Linked DNA regions of Homo sapiens: all the other regions are linked to region 2. Evidence: chromatin contacts called from ENCODE Hi-C or POLR2A ChIA-PET data. All regions are on one chromosome and are shown on one strand. The core of a region is the stretch at or near the end of the contact, and the rest is flanking DNA. Distances in the headings are between cores, read along the strand shown. Region 1 overlaps LOC124903006 (a long non-coding RNA gene). Region 2 overlaps LOC105369958 (a long non-coding RNA gene). Region 3 has its middle 160 kb from the start of C12orf75.

The links. Hi-C counts contacts between places; a loop is a spot of excess contacts on that map. ChIA-PET counts read pairs that join two places held with the same protein, here RNA polymerase II (POLR2A). Pooled maps may share reads with other maps.
Region 1: a loop to region 2 is called in a map of ascending aorta, with 3 times the contacts of the local background. The contact joins two enhancer-like sites. A Hi-C loop is called at or near these places in 2 of 168 maps with a recorded cell type or tissue (ascending aorta and transverse colon) and 5 of 50 pooled maps. POLR2A ChIA-PET finds 5 or more read pairs at or near these places in 3 of 52 experiments (A549, H1 and RWPE1).
Region 3: a map of gastrocnemius medialis shows a loop between it and region 2 (1.9-fold over the local background). The contact joins two enhancer-like sites. A Hi-C loop is called at or near these places in 1 of 168 maps with a recorded cell type or tissue (gastrocnemius medialis). POLR2A ChIA-PET finds 5 or more read pairs at or near these places in 5 of 52 experiments (AG04450, Caco-2, IMR-90 and 2 more).

Annotation. Positions count from the first base shown.
Region 1 is chr12:105,560,719-105,563,418 of GRCh38, forward strand. LOC124903006 (a long non-coding RNA gene) reads left to right here. Exons shown (of 2, transcript XR_007063439.1): 1 at 1-1,041. Among named protein-coding and RNA genes, the nearest start is that of CASC18, 140 kb to the right of the region's middle. RefSeq lists an enhancer at 981-1,760. Within about 2 kb of position 1,338, at least 15 of the 41 ENCODE cell types and tissues checked have a DNase peak (open chromatin) inside an H3K27ac peak, as active enhancers do; they include ascending aorta, where a contact is called at or near this core.
Region 2 is chr12:105,521,954-105,524,653 of GRCh38, forward strand. The region is part of intron 3 of LOC105369958 (a long non-coding RNA gene); the gene reads left to right. Among named protein-coding and RNA genes, the nearest start is that of CASC18, 180 kb to the right of the region's middle. Within about 2 kb of position 1,383, at least 4 of the 41 ENCODE cell types and tissues checked have a DNase peak (open chromatin) inside an H3K27ac peak, as active enhancers do; they include ascending aorta, where a contact is called at or near this core.
Region 3 is chr12:105,484,422-105,487,121 of GRCh38, forward strand. No RefSeq gene overlaps it. Among named protein-coding and RNA genes, the nearest start is that of C12orf75, 160 kb to the left of the region's middle. Within about 2 kb of position 1,415, at least 6 of the 41 ENCODE cell types and tissues checked have a DNase peak (open chromatin) inside an H3K27ac peak, as active enhancers do.

The DNA of each region.
Region 1 (2,700 bases), core at 88-2,587, 39 kb after region 2:
GCAAAATATGATGTGTCCCGCTTAATGTTCCTTCTTCCTGGGATTCTCCAAATCTTCAGTAAAGATAAAATTCTTGAAGCAAGAAGAATTTCTGTAGAACCAGAGAAAACATTGACTCATGGGTCGGTGGCATCCCAGGTGACCTAGGAGTGGGTGGGCCAAAGAAACATGAAGAGCCCACCTGTCAGCTGCCTGCAGGGACTGTGGAGATGCCTTGGTTCCCATGAAAGGTGACGAGTGTAGTTTCTGATGAGTTCAATGCCATTTCTTTTGCAGAGTGGCTTGGGGGAACCCAGATGGCATCTGGGATAGATTTCTCATCCTGTCTGAGAGATTCTTGGGGAAGAATGCTAAAATCCTTCCTTTTAGTTCCTCTGGTTCGATGCCTAGCACAGCAATTGTTGATTTAAATAGAGATACTGAGGCAGGTGGTGATTTCTTTGCAGGGGAGTACGTGCTACCAGACAGTTTGTTTCTCCTACTTAGTATTACATAACGTGCTCTTTCTCCCATTTTTATATATGATCCTCACAGTGAGCATGGATGAGAGACTTTGTATACAGAGAAAGAAAATGGGACTCACAGAGGGTGAATGACTTCCTGAAGATCGCACAGTTAGAAAGTGGCAGAGCTGGGACTTAAATCCAGAGTTCCTGGCTGCAAATCTAGTGCTTGGTCAGTCTTCCATACCAGGCAGACTCCTGAGTTCTTATACATCAAGTAAGGCTGAACTGGGAGAATCTGGGAAGCTGGATTGCAGTGCCCTCTCTATTAACTCCCAAAGGAAAATGATATAATTTGAGAGTATGAGCTGATGCTAGGACTCTCTCTTCTTTCTTACATTATCTTCATGGAACATTTTGGTCATGTACAGATACGAAAGAGTCCCCAGAATGTCTTCCAAAGGAATTTCAGGACCCTAAAGCCTGGAAGCATCAGAAAACATTAGTCATCTGGATCACTGAACCAGAGCACTGCTTTGAAATGTAAAGGATTCCTGCATGAATGTCCACTCCACCCAGAAGACCGTCATTGTTGCTGGTAGGGTGTAATCTACAATTTGTGGCCTTCACCATTGTGTCATGCATTGATTCCTACATCAAGAGCCACGTGGGGTACATGTCATTTTCCTTCTCTTTACAAATGAGAAAATGAGGCTCAGATTAAATTACTTGCCCACGTTCATGCAGCTAGTAATGGAGAGATGTGGAATACAAAGCCATATTATTTCTTAATTCAAATGCTGTGTTCTCAGCCACGATGCTATCATGCCTGCAAGTAGACATTTGCTGATTGAATGGAGTTGAATCACACTACAGGAGTGAGTGTGGATAAGAGCCAAGTGTCTAGTACAGACAGAAATGTGCAGGAGTAGAGAGAAGGGTGGATTGCCGGGAGAAAGTGTGGCACTGCCATCAGACTGTAGGTGGCCTCGCCATTGGGTCAAGCAAGTATTTGGTGCTGGGGAGTATGGAGGGGGCACACGGGCCTTCTCAGGCAGCCCAAGAAGGACGAGGCCTTATAGGAAAACTGACTTAAGATGAACCCTGCCAGAAAGGGCCACTCCGTCACCAGCCTTGTCTGAGGTCATATTTCAAAGACTGGCTCAGGGCCACTGGCTGGGGTGCAGGGCTGTGAGATCATGGCTGAGCAATCTGACTTTTAAAAAATATAAGGACCAACTTGGGAGTTTTATCGCAGTTCTGCGTTCTGCCGCCCAGGCATGAAGTCAGCTGGCCTGCTTGTGACAGGGAGCATTTCACTTGTAATTAGCTGGTTTTTTTTTTTTTTTTTTTTAATATTCTGCCTAAACTGCGGTGTGGTGTGAGTGAGCCCGCTCCCTTGGAGCTGCCCCACAGCGGTAGCGGAGGTGAGTCATGGCCATAAAATCTGGAAAGCTCGTAGGGGGATGGAGGGCGGTGGAGAAATATAAATTATTGTGATCGTCTTTCAGGAGCGCTCGAGTTAATTATTGTACTTTCGCCAGCTGCGTTGTGCCTTCATCAATGCCGAGCCAGAAGTGATGGTTTTAGTGGGGAAAGAGTCGTTCTTTAATGGGGCAGAGGCCCACGAAGCCCTGTGTTCTTTTGAGGGAGGTTGGGTGCATGAAATTCCCAGCACCAGCTGGAACCTGTGCGGATTTGCTCTGAGACACTTGGGTGTGAGCAGCGTCACGTTTTCTTTATTTTTCTAAAGCAAATAAATCTGGCTTCGTTCTCCACCTGCCAGGGCTGGCAGGCAACCCATTCTTAGTTATGTCTTTTTTGATGGGGCAGGGGGGGCAGTGAGGGGTTCTTTCTTTCTTTTTTGGGGGCATAAGGAAGCCCTGGGAATTAGGTAATTCAGCAAGATCTAAAGGCACCTTCCTGGCCTTGGGTCCACTATGAAGAAATAATTGCTCATTGCCTGCAAAGTACCATTTTGAAGGGGCTCCTCATCTTCCTCTATCCCAACCCTGGGCCAGGGGGTCTGGGAAGAGGCTCCCACAGCTTGTGACCTTGTGTTATCCCTAGGCCCAAGCTTCATTATCCACTATCTGGTGCCGTAGGTCTCCACTATCAGAGACTTTTAAACCACGGTTTCTTCCCCAATCTCAAGGAAAACACATAACATCTCAGTTTGAGTCACCTCTCCTCTGTCTTTCTTTTTTTAAATTATGTATTATTTATTTTTTATTTGAGGACAGGGTCTTGCTCTGTT
Region 2 (2,700 bases), core at 133-2,632:
ACACTCATCTGTACAAACACATGTATACATATAGGTCTTATTAGAACCCTCAATTTTTAAGTTCTATGACAGTAGGGACCATGGCTTTTTCATAAGTACCCTTTCTGTCCCCTCACAACAATCCAGCGTGGAACCAACCATATAGCCCTTAATCAATGAATTATAGAGGACCTTTAGTGAGTTACATGACATCTTGGGAGGAGGGAGGAGATAGAATGGAGAAGGGGATGGGATTGAAATTTATAGAGCCTCTGTTGCATGCCAGGCAGAGTACAAGGCACTTTACATGTAACATCTACAGTATACTTAATGCCCACTATGCATCCAGCATGCTATGCAAGTTCTTATTTAATTCTTACTGCTGGACCATGTTACTCAATTTCAGGAGTTGTGCAATATGGCGCCCATGTTCATAACCATCATGTAACACAGATATCATGAGTACTATTGTACAGGTGAGGAGTGTGGGCTTCCAAGAAGCATTAACTCTGTCAAGTTTCCATAGCTAGATTTGCAGAAACGTAATATTTGCCCTGGTCTTTTTGACTCCATGGCCGTGGTCTTTTTTTCTCACTTTACCACAAAACAAATCTATTTCAAATATTTGATGATAAGATATGTAGAAGCCAGGAATGAGGAAGCCAGTGCTCATACCCAATATGGTATGGAGTAAGAAAGGAATGGGTGGACACAGGATGACACATTCCACTCCAGTTGCGCTTCTCAAGGGAGATACTATTGACATACTTCTCCTGGACAATTTTTTTTATCATGTGGGAATGTTCTGTGCATGACAGGATATTTTGTATCCTTAGTTTTTGCCCAGTAAATGCCAGGAGTGCTCTTTCTCTTCTTGACACCCCCAAAGTAAATACTCTCAGACATTTCCAAATTTCCCTAGAGGAATAATACCACTATAGATCAAATTGCCTCCTTGAGTGATTTCCTAAACCCCCTTTAGGTTTAGTTGTCAATAATTCTGTGTAGAAATGAATGAATGGATGAATGGTCAGGACTAATTGCAGGCACAGACTGCTTTTGTAAAGGCAGGTTTAGATGGGATATTCCTGTGGCCTTGGATTACTTAGATCACTGGGGACTTAGGACAATGCCCAAATAGAAGTGTGATGACCCAGATGTGAGACAAAGGACCCAGAAGGCAAACATCATCTGCTCTTCAGTTTACCTCTAACCAGACCCTTTCCTGGTGCTTTCAAGGCTGCGAAATGAAGATTCTGCCTGCTCAATGACAGCCCCAAGTGGGAACAGAGGGAGGGAGGGAGGGAGGGAGGGGCAGCAGCCTCACTGTAGTAAAGTGGAATGCCATCGCCCTCCACGCTAATGCAAACCAGCTGCCGGCCGGCCCCAGCTTGCGATAGAACAGGCGGAATTCTTGGACACTGAGTTATTCTTAGAAGCATGTGCGCAGTCCCCTGGCAGGGCTCACTGTGAACCGGCCATTGCCAGCCCCCTGTCAGGATGCTGTGCCAGCAGACTCAAGAGTGATTGTTCTCGCTTATGAAAAATAACTTTGGGATTTTAATTTCAAATTACCCACAGAGATGGGGCTGGATATGGAGAATATGGTGCTAAGGGCAGAGAGGAGAGTGAGACAAAGGACAGGGAGGACAGGGAACATCACCCATTCATTCGCAAATACATATTAAGTATCTGCTATGTGCAGATACTGGGGTTCTCATCACACCCAGACTTCCATTTGAACTGGGTGGACACAGGTGAACAGTTGTCTAGACCCTGAGAGTGAACACTCCCACGTGCTTTTAGATTCTGTTGATTGAGTGCTTTTTGTGTGCCAGGCTCTTTACATCAGGGATCTCACTTAGTCTTCACAGTAGCACTGTGAAGTGAGCAGCATTGCTCCTGTTTTACAGGAAACTGAGTGTTGGAGAAAGAATCTGCCTAAGGCTTCACAGCTATCAAGTGGCCGAGCCAGGATTTGAACTCTGGCCAGCAGGCTTCTGCCTTCACGCCTGTGTTGAGCACCAACTGTATGCCAAGGTCGAGTTAGACATCGAGATTGTGAAGCCAAATAAAGGGGCTGAATCTTAGCCCTTAAGTCTCTCTGTTGAACTGTCTATGGGAGCGACAGGCATATGACAAGGAATTATAATAACGGGGTTTGTAAAGCAGGAGATCAGAACTATGGATAAGCTCCACTGGAATGTGGCAGGGCCAGCAATCAAAGAGGAGGGAATAGTTGGGTGTTATGTAGGGAAGGCGATGGAAAAAGGGCACTTCAAGCAGAGAAGCAGCATGGGCGATGGTCTGTGGGCCGGCAGGTGCAATGGGCTTAGTGGAGCTGCAGCACAGGATACACTGAGGGGATAGGAGATGAGATGACTGGAAAGGCGAGCAGGACCTGATGGTAAAGAGCCTCGTGGGACAGACCTAAGAGCTGGAACTTTGTCCTGGAGGAACTGAAGACTCCTCTGTCCAATCGTTTAGCCACTTGCTCATTTAGTGTATATTTATTGAGCACTCACAGTATGCCAGGCATTCTACATGTAAATAATTTTAAGCAGGAAACAGGTGCATGAGTTTTACTTTAGAAAAAAAAATTCCTATGTGGAAAGTCATTAAGGGGCCTCCATGGTGGCCCAGGTAAAAGATGATCCAGGAATGACCAGTGATAGCAGCTGGGAGTTTAGAGACATACATGAGATGTCCACTTGACACACA
Region 3 (2,700 bases), core at 165-2,664, 38 kb before region 2:
CACACACCAACCTTAAACGAAATGCGTAGAAGTTACTTGGAAAGTTTGCACTTCCATTTAACGTGTGCATGTTCAGAAGAATGGAGGCCTGCAAGAGTTCCCTTTTCACATGTACTTGGAGCTTTCCCTTGAAGGGCCCTCTAATTAAGTCTTTGGGGAGGCAGTGCAGCACAGTGGTTGCAACCACAGTCTCTGGAGTCCGAAGGCCTGGGTTGAAATTTGGGCTGCAGCACTGACGACCTACAACTCCCTGGTGGAGTCTTTAGTTCTCTATCCTTGGTGATATGGTTTGGCTGTGTCCCCACCCAAATCTCATCTTGAATTATAATTCCCATAATTCCCTTGTGTTGTGGAGCGACCCAGTGGGAGATAATTGAATCATGGGGACGATTTCTCCCATACTGTTCTCATGGTAGTGAATAAGTCTCATGAAATCTGATGGTTTTATAAGCAGAAACCCCTTTCACTTGGCTCTCTCTCTTTGCCTGCTGCCATCCACATAAGACGTGACTTGCTCCTCCTTGCCTTCTGTCATGATTGTGAGGCCTCCCCAGCCATGTGGACCTGTAAGTCCATTAAACCTGTTTTTCTTCCCAGTCTGGGGTACGTCTTTATCAGCAGTGTGAAAACAGACTAATACACTTGGTTACCTTGTCTATAAAATAACGATCCAAAGGCAACCTGGTTGATTGGGTTGTCATATCAGCTAAGACAATGCAGAAAAATAGTACCATGCATGATACCCAATTAACCCAATAGCAAATAAGTAAGCACGATGCTGCTGGCTGTGGCTTGCATACTGTAGCTGAGCCGAAGTAGAGTCTCTGAGCAAGGAGGGCACCATGGAACATGTTCTTCTGGGAGTCCCGCTCAGAAAGCAAAGCTGGGTGAGTGTGCAAGGTCGTTGTGGTGCTGCCAAGTCATTGTGGAGCCTCGCTAGCATATCTTGGCTTAAAGGAGTAGGGATTTCTTAATAAATCAGGTGTTTCTTGTAGACACTCCCCACCCCCAGCAGTGCTGGAATGTGCAGAGGATGTTTTGAATGTGTCACCACTGATAGTTACATGCCGTCCTGTTGCAGTGCGTTTCCAGGAGCTAAACCAAGGCCAGGGTCAGGGAGCCCAGCTTTGTGGCAGCGGATGATACATTCCTCTGAAATACACCAACTCCTTGAGAGCTTCCTTCAATTATACTGCCCCGCGTGAGTTTGCACACCCTCACACACAATTGGCTTTCCTCTCTTAGGAGTTTGGGATATTTCAAGGCTTGCTAATCAGCTGTGTTTATTAGATAGCCTTTGTTTTCCCCTTCTAAGACAGGAAGCTCATTAGAAACAAGCACAAACTATCAACTTTCAACCCAGAGTTGAAAATGTTCCCTGAGAATTGGGGATATTTTTCAAGGGAGTCATATTCAGAGGCACAGCCCAACTCACGGTAGCTAAGCTGACAAGTAGGCTCTAGGTAATCCACATTCCAAGGATTTTGAGGTTCCCATGAGATGAATGCTTTCCCTCCATGATTATACCTTGCAGCTAGAAATATAAGGAAAAGCTGGGGCAAACTATAATACAGCAGGTAGTGACAATGGCCCTGGAGCCAGATGAAATGGGCTCATGTTCTGGCTTAGCCATTTACTAATTATGTGACCTTGGGCAAGTCACTGACCTTCAAATTCCTCATCCTTAAATAGGGGTAGGCCGGGAGGGTGACTCACGTCTGTAATCTCAGCACTTTGGGATCCTGAGGTGGGTGGATTGCTTGAGCACAGAAGTTAGAGACCAGCCTGGGCAACATAATGAGACCCCGTCTCTATAAAAAATTTTTTTAAAATCAGCTGGGTGTGTGATGGTGTGCACCTGTGGTCCCAGCTACTTAGGGGTCTGAGTCAGGAGGATTGCTTGAGCCTGGGAGTTTGAGACTGCTATGAACTATGATTGAGCCACTATACTTCAGCCTGGGTGACAGAGTGAGACCCTGTCTGAAAAAAAAACAAGGGTGGTACTACCCACTTCATAGGATTATTGTGAGCTTTACGTGAAGGCCTTACGTGATTGTTAGTTATTATTATTTATAGTAGCTTTCATTTATTCATTCATTCCTTTACTCAACTGATACTGATTTGGTACTTTCTATGTGCCAGGTGTTGTGTTTGGTGTAGGAACTATGTAATAAAATGAGTTCTTGTCCCTGCTCTTGAAGAGGTCACCACTCAATGAGAGAGACAACATGTACACAGGTTTTATGAAGCAGTGTGAACAATGCATGCAACAGGCTTTGGGAGCACAGTGGAGGGACACCTAGCTCTAGTTGATGGTGGTTGTGGTAGTGATAGCCCAAGTGTACCACGATGGAAGTAATAATGATGGTGATGATGAGGATGTTGGTCATGCTGGTAATGGTTTGCTTGTAAGGATGGTAGTAATGATGGGGACTATGAGATGGTGGTGATGGTTGTGGTAGTAATGATTCCAGCATGATGTCATAATGATGACAGAGACATTTAGATTGGTGATAGTGGTGGCCATGATGGTGGTGACAGTGGTGATGGTTTACCATGAGGATGGTAGTGAAGATGGCATTGCTGCTGATAGTGGTGATGGTGGCCATACAATGGTAATCAAGATGTCAGTAACAGGATTGTAGTCAAGATGGTAGTAAACAATACAGTGGTGATGGTGATGGTGAGGGTGGCAATGGT